Linked DNA regions of Homo sapiens: region 1 is linked to region 2. A link is a loop called in an ENCODE intact Hi-C map of the cell type or tissue named here. Cell type or tissue: OCI-LY7. All regions are shown on one strand. Each heading gives the region's core, and the rest is flanking DNA. Links, peaks and the distances in the headings are about the cores only. Region 1 has its middle 15 kb from the start of LINC02498. Region 2 has its middle 270 kb from the start of MIR572.

The links. A loop is a pair of places that touch in the nucleus more often than their neighbours do. Peaks named below come from ENCODE experiments on the same cell type or tissue, not always from the same donor. Only the 100,000 strongest peaks of a DNase experiment are listed, where the experiment ranks them.
Region 1: a loop joins it to region 2, with 2.9 times the contacts of the local background. A loop is called at or near these places in 1 of 110 quality-filtered maps.

What each region holds. Positions count from the first base shown.
Region 1 is chr4:10,719,994-10,725,380 of GRCh38, forward strand. It overlaps a transcript of CLNK not described here. Among named protein-coding and RNA genes, the nearest start is that of LINC02498, 15 kb to the right of the region's middle. In OCI-LY7, for the core only: no CTCF peak of the experiment used is centred there; a DNase peak (open chromatin) is centred at 3,158; H3K4me3 peaks cover 1,600 bases; H3K27ac peaks cover 451 bases.
Region 2 is chr4:11,097,148-11,102,534 of GRCh38, forward strand. No RefSeq gene overlaps it. Among named protein-coding and RNA genes, the nearest start is that of MIR572, 270 kb to the right of the region's middle. In OCI-LY7, for the core only: no CTCF peak of the experiment used is centred there; DNase peaks (open chromatin) are centred at 1,514 and 3,084; H3K27ac peaks cover 1,101 bases.

The DNA of each region.
Region 1 (5,387 bases), core at 251-5,250, 380 kb before region 2:
AATTCATTGAGTTGAATGAAAATGAGACTGTAACATAAAAACTTTGTAGGCTATGACTAAAACAATGCTGAGAGGGAAATTTAGAGCACTAACTGCAAATGTTAAAAAAATGAAGTCTGAAACCAATAATCTAAGATCCTACTTCAAGAACCTAGAAAAAAATAGCAAAATAAATCCAAAGGAAGCCGAGAGAAGAAAACAATACAGAACAGAAACAAATCAAAACACAAAATATATTACAGAAAAAAAATCAATGAAACAAAGTTGTTTGTTTAAAAAGATCAATAAAATTTACAAGTTTCTCTGAAAAGGCTGACAAAAAACGAACACAAATTACCATGACTAGGAATGAAAGATTACTAGGAACATCACTACAAATTATTTAAAGACTTCTCAAAACCCGATGAAAAAAATTAAATTAGAAAGTAGGCTAGAGATACGAACAGATATTTCGGAAGAGGATACGCAGATGACAAATGAGCGCATGAAATGTTCAACATCATTAGGTATTAAGATAATGAAAATTAAAAAACTGCAATGAGTTATCCCTACATACCTATTAGAATGACTTTAAAAACCTCCGCAAAACGTGTACCATTTACTTTCTACTGTACTATGAAAACGTAATGAGGTACAGAAAAACCACAAGAGAGATGAAAATAAAGAACTGAACAAAAATGCATACAAAAAAAAATAGTGACACCACCAAATGCTGACAAGGATATGTTGAAAATGGATCACACATACATTGCTGATGGGAATGTAAAATTGTACGGGGACGCTGGAAAACAGCTTGACAGTTTCTTAAAAAAATAACAACTAACAATTGCACTCCTGGGCATTTATCCCAGAGAAATGAAAGCTTATGTTCACACAAAAATTGGTACACAAATTAATTATAATATTAAAAACTGGAAACAATGCAAGTGTCCTTCAGTGGCTGAATGATTAAATAAACTGGTACATTTGTATCATCACATACTACTCAACAATACAAAGGAATGAATTGTTAATACATACACAACTTGGGGGACTTTCCAGAGAATTATGTTGAGTGAAAAAGTCAATCAAGAAAAATTACTTATATATGATTCCATTAATATAATATTTTGGAAATGAGAAAATTATAGGAATGGAGAACAGACAGGTGGTTGCCAGGGACTGAGGAGGGAGGTGGGGGCTCTGAGGAGGGAGTTGGGGGCTGGAGGGAACTGGGTGTGGCTATAGAAGGGCTGCATCCTGGTGATGATGGAAAAGTTCTGTATCTTGACTGTATCGACTGCATGCCCTGATGGTGATATCGTATAATAGTTTTGAAAGGACTACCACTGGGGGAAAATGGGTAAAGGGCACACAGAGATCTTTGCTTTATTTCTTAAAACTGCATGAGACTCTACAATCATCTGAAATTTTAAAAGTTTATTGAAAAATTAAAAAGGAACACATTGACATAATTCTCTCCCCAAGAATATGGGCTACTTCTGAGTCATGTTGTAGTGGAAAGAAGTGTAGAGAACATATGGTATGTGTAGGTAAAATCTACACTCCTTATAGGGAAAGATAGGGTAGAATATTGATACATTTTCTTCTTTTGTTCATTTGCTGATGAAGTCAATTTGTCCACACATTTATATTTTCATACATTCATTCATTTATAAACTTATTAATTCACTTGTTTGCTTTATCTTTCATTTAAACAGTAATTATCGAGTTGTATGTTAGGCGTTGTACTAAGCACCAGGAGAGGGAGAAGGAGCACGGCATGACCTCTGCATTTAGAGAGCTCACATTTATTTACACATTCATCAAGCAAGTACCAATCCAACCAAACAACCAAGGTTGACAGGTGCATATTGTATTGCCAAAGCCTGACATACTGCTTGGCATAAAAATATGAATAAACAGCCAGGCAGTGGCTCATGCCTGTAATCCCAGCACTTTTAGAGGACAAGGCTGGCAGATCACTTGAGGTCAGGAGTTTGAGACCATCGTGGGAAGCATAGTGAGACCCCATCTCTACAAAAAATACAATTAGCCAGGCAAGGTGGCATACGACTGTAATCCCGGCTACTCGGGAGGCTGAAGTGGGAGGATTGTTTGAGTCCCGGAAATGGAGGTTGCAGTGAGCCCTGATCATGCCACTGCATTCCAGATTGAGCGAGAGAGACCCTGTCTCAAAAATAAGTAAATAAATATGATAAGGTAAACATGCAAGAGGAAAGGAGGGAGAGCAACTCACCAATTTGGTGAAGAAGGATGTACCAAGTCACAGATTCAATGGGATTGAATTTTGATGACCCCCAGTATAAAATCCAAGCTCCTAAGCTCCTAAATATGAAACACAAGGCTCTCACCAACATGGCTCCAACATCCCCTTCCAGCCCCATCTCCCGCTAGCTCAGCTGGGCTTTATGTGCTTTCCATTTTCTCTGCGTGTGTTCCTGCTGTTTCCTCCACAAGAATGTCCTTTCTCCACTTGTCAACCTAGTGACCCACTATTATGCAGCTTTCGATAACTCTGTTTCTCCATAGCAGGGGGTGAATGACCTGCTCTTCTCTGCTCTCATAATGTTACCAGTTGAGGGTGTCCAGGTTTTTGGCATTCTTAACAAAGAATTACACAAAACACACAAACAAAGCAAGTAAAGAAGGAAGCAACAAAAGCAGATTTATTGAGATCTGCTATTGTACACTCCACAGGGTGGGAGTGGGCCCAAGCAAACAGCTCAAGAGCACCATTACAAAATTTTCTGGGGTTTCAATACTCTCTAGACGGCAGGGCGTGGTGGCTCACGCCTGTTATTCCAGCACTTTGGGAGGCCGAGGCGGGTGGATCACCTAAGGTCAGGAGTTCGAGACCAGCCTGGCCAGCATGGCAAAACACCGTCTCTACTAAAAATACAAAAATTAGGCAGGTGTGGTGGTGCATACCTGTGATCCTAGATACTTGGGAGGCTGAGGCACAATAATTGCTTGAACCCGGGAGGTTGCAGTTAGCTGAGATCACACCACTGCACTCCAGCCTGGGAGACAGAGCGAGACTCTGTATTAAAAAAAAAAACAACCCCTCTAGACATTTCCTATTGGTTACTTGGTGTATGCTGTATGTAAATGAAGAGGGTATAGTGAGGTTACAAAGTTCTTTACTTGGTATACAGGCTACATGCAAATGAAGAGGATGTTTCCTGTCATAGCTGCAGTGAAGTTACAAAGTTATTTACTTGGGCATAGAAAGTTGGGGGTTTTCCCTTTGATTTAGTTCCAGGAAGTGCTTACGATCCGTGCTTCCAGACCCTATTCTCTTGCCTCAGTAACACTTATGTATACATTTGGTTCAGGTTCTAATTATGCTAGTGGAGTATATTAAGAAGTTTAGGGATCAAATGGATAAAGACTAAATTCTACTTTTCCCACTTAATAATCCTTTTAACTCAGAGGAACTTGTGGGTCTCTCTGAATCTCTCTCTCCTTAAGACTTTATGGATATGAATAGGCTCTTGTCTCAGAAGTGATGTGTGGATTAAGAGAAATAACACTAAGAAAGTGTTTGGGAAACTGCCTGGAATGTAGGTAGCCTTGAGGAAATGCTGGCTCTTATGGTATTATGGGAAATCATTTTTGCGTTTCTATCCACTTCTTTGAGGCAGGGACTATTTCTTGTTCATTGAGACCCTTGTGCGGTAATAACAACATTATTAGTAATAATCATGCCTACCCCACACCATATTACTTAACTGTACATAGTAGATAACACAGGTTTGTTGAAACAGCTTGTTCGGGAATAACTAGATTGCAGGATTTCTTGTGTCTCTTCCAGTTAGATCACATTAATCTGTGTTCACTGAAATGCTAGTGCTCCCTGGAGAGGTCTGAGAATAACACAGGAGTCAGAGAGAGAGAGAGAGAGAGAGAGAGAGAGAGAGAGAAGGCAGGGCAGCGTGGCTTTGGTAACTTTTATGTGTGGGTGGGATATATGAGTTTGCCCAGGGATTAATAAGCAGCTATTTGAGCAGGAAGTTCTTCCTTGTCAAGAGCATAAGATGCTTTGCGCGATATTTCAGACCAAGAGTCGACGGGGTTGGGGGATGCTCTCAGCATAAGTCCTTATTATTGGACTAAAGGAACTGTATAAGGGCTTATACATTACTATATATTTAATATTTATACATATTTAACATTATACAAATATAATGTATGTATGCACACAACACAGTCCCATCTTTGATCTTTGTTTCACCGTTTCATCTGCCCAGGATGCTTTCTGCTGGATACCTGCATGGATAACTCCCTCGCCTCCTCCTTCAAGTTGTTGCTCACATGTCCCGCTCTTGAAGAGGCTTATCCTGCCATCCTATGTAATTCTACAACCCGTCTTCCCTATGCTCAGAATTTGAATCCTTCTCATCCTTCTCTACCTTTTCCTGTTGTTATAGCTTAAGTCATTTTCTGGAATACTATACGCCACTCTTGATATTACATTTTTAGTTAGTTTTTTTTTTTCGTTGCCTATTATAATGTAAGTCCAGTGAGGGCAGAAAGTTCTTTCTGTTTTGTCCACTGCTGTATGGTAAGGGCTTAGAACAATGGACAGCAACCCTGTATGTGTCCAAGGTCGTGTGAATAAAAGAATAAATCAGATGGGGCTTTAGAGAGGAAACAGCTCTTAGGAAGAAGAGAGGAATGAATGAATGAATTTATTTTACGGCAAACACTGCCAGATAAGAAGAGATGGATTTGCTTAGAGATCATCCATAAAAAGCAGGAGCAGGTACAGCCTGGGGCTCATGTTGTCCCATTGTTTTATTGCTAATCCCCTATCCCCTTTGTGGGAAGGGAACTTCCCCTTCTCCTAGTGATCCAGCAGACCTCAGAGGAGGCTTAGTGACGGGAGAGAAGAGAAAGCCTATTTAATCTCAATTATCTGAGACTGAAAAATTCAAAGACCTAAGAGGGCAGTGGTGGAAGAACTTATTTGTGAGGCAGGGAAGAGGGCGGAGTCACGGACACCTGTGAAGAAGGGGTGAGGAGGAGAGGCCTGTGGGTTTGTCTCTGACCTTCTATCAGTTGAGCTCACAGTCTGTTTTCCTTGCGAAGGAGAGGGCCCAGGAGACTAGAAAAGGTGCATAATGCCTCCCCAGGTCCCATAGCACCGTAGGGATAGAACTGTTTAACCAGGGGTTGCTCACTGTAGCCCGCGGGGTGAGATGTGCCTTTAAAAGGTCACTCGATTTAATGCCTTGACTGGAGCACACCCTTTCCACTCTGCCAGGGTCCCCTCTCCTCTGGCTTTGCACCAGGCCAGGGCTCACATCTTTGCATTATCATTTGTTATGTGTACCAGATGGCCTGGGCCCTAGCCTTCATTTGGGTGGAGTGTGAATTCTAGG
Region 2 (5,387 bases), core at 123-5,122:
TGAGGTGGGCGGATCACCTGAGGTCGGGAGATCGAGACCAGCCTGACCAACATGGAGAAACCCTGTCTCGTCTAAAAATACAAAATTAGCCAGGCGTGGTGGGACATGCCTGTAATCCCAGCTACTCAGGAGGCTGAGACAGGAGAATCGCTTGAACCCAGGAGGCGGTGGTTGCGGTGAGCCAAGATCATGCCATTGCACTCCAGCCTGGACAACAAGAGCAAAACTCCATCTAAAAAAAAAAAAAAAAAAAAAAAGAATCTTCCATGCATGCATAGAGAATTAATGCTAACCACAAATCATCTAATGAAGTTGTTACTTTATTGATAAAATAGTGGCTGATAGAGGTAACATGTCCAAGGTGAGTTAGACTTAAAGATACACCTAACACTATTTCTCAATTTCTTAAACAATTTTCCTTTCTACTGTATGATATTGTCAGATACTCTCAGCCCATGGTTTTATTTTCCCTGAGCTTTCTGTACACAATTTTAATAACAAGGAGTTAAAGATAGGAACATTTGCTGGAGGTGAGATTATCACAGCAAACAACACTTTGTAGGAAACAGATTGATGCCTGTGCTTGTGGGCAGAAGTCTAAAAGTAGTCCAGCTGGATTGCTGAATTGAGAATCTTTTAATATATTTAAAAGAAAATTTTCTGTTGGAAGCTGAATACTGTATATTGTGAGCTTGAAGAGAGTCTGGGTCTTGAACAAAGGAGTGAACTTACAATCACAAAACACATGGGCCTGAGCTGTTTCTATGTATATGTACATCATTGACGGGATGAAAGAAAGAAATTCCAATCCATGCATGAGCAAATTCATTCCGTAAGTGAACATCTACTAAGCACTCCCTATATGTCACACACAATGCTAAAGTAATTAGAGTAACAAACAACTCTTGTTTTTTTTCTATTGAAGGTCCCTTTTCTGCTTCTTTTGGTCCCACTCAATACCTTTCTTTGGCCCCCTGCCCCACTCTGTGTGGTTTGTTTGTGGCTGATAATCAGAGTACTCTATAGCTGTTGGGGTGGGCAGATCTCTCTCCCAGAACTGCCCCCAACAATCTTAGCTTATCCATGTAACTAGCGAGTGCCCTCAGGGGTCAGCATTGAGACCCAGTCCTGACCAATCAGAATCTCCCCTGGGAATTTATATATGATCACTGAGAATTTATATATGATCACATGTTCTTTCTTTTCTTTTATGTCATAAAATACAAGAATGTAATCCCAGAACATCATGCCACCACTACTTAGCAAAAGCCCATTTAAACTGTATGTGAATAAGGCCAGTCCTCAGAGAAGAGTGGTGCCAGAGTCAAATGATGTCAAGTCCTAGAAATTGGAGTCACTGGATGGAGTTACACCTGAGATCAGCACAACCCAGTGCTTCCCACTCGAGTGAATCAAAACTCTCTTTTCAGTGCTTCAGTGATTCTGAAAGCTGTTATTCCCATGAGAAAGTGTTCTGACTAAAGCAGAAATACAACAGATTTGTAGTGAGCCCCCACTCTGTGCCAGGTGTATACTGAGGGAGGAGCTATAGAGATGAGTACGGTGCATGCTCCCATCTTTGACGATGTCAAATCTGTTTGGGGGGATGTGCATGCAAATTATACTGTGAATGCTGTAGGGTAATAACAAGAATAGAAGTTAAGTGCCTGGCACACTGAAAAGACAAAGAATGGGTCAGGAAAATCTTCAAGATCTGGAGACACCAGTGCATGTTCTCCAACAATGAATAGTTTATTGCTCTGAAGCAAAAGTTGGGAGCAAATGGTTTCCATACAGAAGATGAGTATCTGCAAAATATGGGGTTTTAAAGTAGCTTGGCAGATCTGGGGACCCCTTAGAGGGTTGGTATTGTTGTGTGGGTTGGGGTTGTCACTGGAAATGAAATGAAAGATGCAGAGAGATGCCAAATGGTGGAGTGCCTTGATGGACACTAGCCTTCCACATTGAGGACACATGGATGTATTGCTTGTTGGAAAATTATGAGCAGACTCAGATAAATGATACAAGTGCGGTAAAGAATGTCAGATGTAAATCTGTACAGACCATGATCAAAGCAGACATCTCTGCTATGTTTGCCAACTAAAGGGAAAACTCTCCTGTCCATGAATCAAGTCTCCAAAAAAGGCACCTCATTTCCCACGATACTTACTGATCTTGGAGATCACATCAGAAAATTTTTATCAACCTGCCATTACCATTCAAAGGAAAATTTCCCGGTTACACTTTCATCCTGTAGGTCTAGGCAGGCCTTGAGCTTGTCAAAAGTTTATTCCTACAACTACTCCTCATTCAGGAGGAAATGTTTATGTGAGGTCTATGGAATCTATCAGCTTTGTTATTTGATATTTAGGAGACTTAAGTTGCTGAAGAGGTGGAGCTGTTTCCTGCTTATCTCGGAATCTCAATACTTTAGTAGATACACAGTGAATGTTTGCTGAATGGAATTGTTGGGTATCTACCTTCCCCACCATGAGAATACCTAGAGTGGAAAATGTATACCTTCAATTTCTTGAAAGTCTTGATGTGTTATTTTGCTATTAATTATCCAGCAATCAGAGGTCTGGGTTTAATATTTTAAGAAGGAGAATTTTAATGAGAAATGAAGTGTAAATATTTATGTCCAAAAATAACATAGCAGCAATTAATAGGATCTCCAGCCTCTGAGTGTCAGAGTTTCTAGGCATTATTTTCTCTAATTATATTCTCTAGCTGGCATCCGTAGGCACAATCTATTTCTACCTCTCCTTTTGCATGGCCTCATTTTTATAAGTATAAAAGTTCAAGAATAAATATAGGGTCCAAATCAGACTGCAAGAATTAATCTAGCATAAACATGCTGAATCTGTATGAGAAAGTCTATTATATTATCCATTTTTAAAGACTGGCTCTTTGTGCAAACCTGCTATCACTTTCTATGTATAATTGCCTAAGCAGGTATTCATCTTCTCAAACATCTGCTAACACTGGCAGGCCCCAAAATAAACTTCCACATTAGCAAGTTGCACTTGAAAAAAAAATGTATCCGGAAACATCTGCTGAGCTATTTTCTGTTTTCTTCCTCCCTCCCTCCCAGGTTTATTGAAGTGGAGTGAGGTGTAAGTTGCAGCTTGAGATTTCAATCTCAAGAAGGGGAAGCTCTGAAGGGAAACAGCTACTTGGCAGAGATAAAATAAGGGTTAGAAAAATCTCAAGAGAGTCCAGGCACAGTGGCTCACACCTGTAAACCCAGCACTTTGGGAGGCCAAGATGGGCAGATCACCTGAGGTCAGGAGTTCGAGACCAGCCTGGCCAACATAGTGAAACCGCGCCTCTACTAAAAGTACAAAAATTAGCCGGTGTGGTGGCACGCACCTGTAATCCCAAGTACTCAGGAGGCTGAGGCAGGAGAATCGCTTGAACCTGGGAGGTGGAAGTTGCAGTGAGCTGAGATGGCACCATTGCACTGTAGCCTGGGCAACGGAGCAAGACTCTGTCTAAAAAAATAAAATAAAATCTCAAGGGAAGGAAATGAGGTATGGGGTAAGATGGAAACTGTAGGGGAGTGGACATAACTCTGGGAGTATATGGTACAGTGCCAAGTTCAAATCCCTCCTCTGTCTCTCTTTACTTGGATAGTTTTGGGCAAACAGGTTCACTGTGAACCATACATTGCCTTTTTAAATGACTGTAGTAATGCCAGTCTCAGAAACATATTGTGCCATACACAGAATGATATATGTAAACCTATTCAGTACATAGTAACATTCAATATAAATGAATCAAATCCACTTTTGACAGACAAATTACTAGGACAGGAGAAATAATCTGTGAATGGAGATTCTCCTTCTGAAATCTCAGTGATGTCTGGTTTATAGTCACTCGAAATGTCCTCTGGCTGTTGTTACTTACATTCCAACTCATGAGAGAAAGCCAAACAAAGGTGAGAACACATGAAAGAAATTAACATTACCACCCACCACCTCATTCAAGGCCAAGTCCATTCTTCCTTCTTTAAGATGGAAAGTTCGTGAAAGAAAAAATGACTGTTGGGAGGCCAATGTGGGTGGATCACCTGAGGTCGGGAGTTCGAGACCAGCCTGTCCAACATGGAGAACCACTGTCTGTACTAAAAACATACAAAATTTAGCTGGGCCTGGTGGTGCATGCCTGTAATCCCAGCTACTTGGGAGGCTGAGGCAGGATAATCGCTTGAACCCGGGAGGCAGAGGTTGCAGTGAGCTGAGATTGCACCATTGCACTCCAGCCTGGGCAACAAGAGTGAAACTCCATCTCAAAAAAAAAAAAAAAAAAAAAAAGACTGAATTTTACTTGTTTGTTTGTTTTCCCATTAGCTTTAACACAGGGCCCTGAGCAAACAGCAGACGCCCAGGAAAGCACATTGAACTTAACGCAATTGGATGAGAGTAGGAAATAGAAGATGATGCACGCTTCCAGTGTTGGCCTTTCCTATCAGTGCATGTCTTCTGGACAGCTTGGGAAATTCTAGCAATTTTGAGTCCTTGCCTACTCACAAAGCCCTTTATCTTCCAACCCAGATTCTTTCTAAAATGCAGTTCACTTTGGGAGAAATTTTCAGGACCTTTTTTGTTGTTTCCTTTTTAAATTTCAGATATTACCTCTTCCGGGGAGATTCCCTCAGACATCCAGTCTCACTTCTGTACTTTTCTACTACATTTTTCATCTCTGGATATATTAGTTAAGATGGCACTAGTTGTTTAATGTTGACAGTGGGGTGTTAAAATCTCCCATTATTATTGTGTGGGAGTCTAAGTCTCTTTGTAGGTCTCTAAGGACTTGCTTTATGAATCTGGGTGCTCCTCTATTGGGTGTATATATATTTAGGATAGTTAGCACTTCTTGTTGAATTGATCCCTTTACCATTATGTAATGGCCTTCTTTGTCTCTTTTGATCTTTGTTGGTTTAAAGTCTGTTTTATCAGAGACTAGGATTGCAACCCCTGCTTTTTTTTTGTTTTCCATCTGCTTTGTAGGTATCCAGGAACTGAACTCAGCTCTGCACCAAGCGGACCTAATAGACATCTACAGAACTCTCCACCCCAAATCAACAGAATATACATTCTTCTCAGCACCACATCGCACTTATTCCAAAATTGATCACATAGTTGGAAGTAATGCAATCCTCAGCAAATGTAAAAGAACAGAAATTATAACAAACTCTCTCTCAGACCACAGTACAATCAAACTAGAACTCAGGATTAAGAAACTCACTCAAAACCGCTCAACTACATGGAAACTGAACAACCTGCTCCTGAATGACTACTGGGTACATAACGAAATGAAGGCAGAAATAAAGATGTTCTTTGAAACCAGTGAGAACAAAGACACAACATACCAGAATCTCTGGG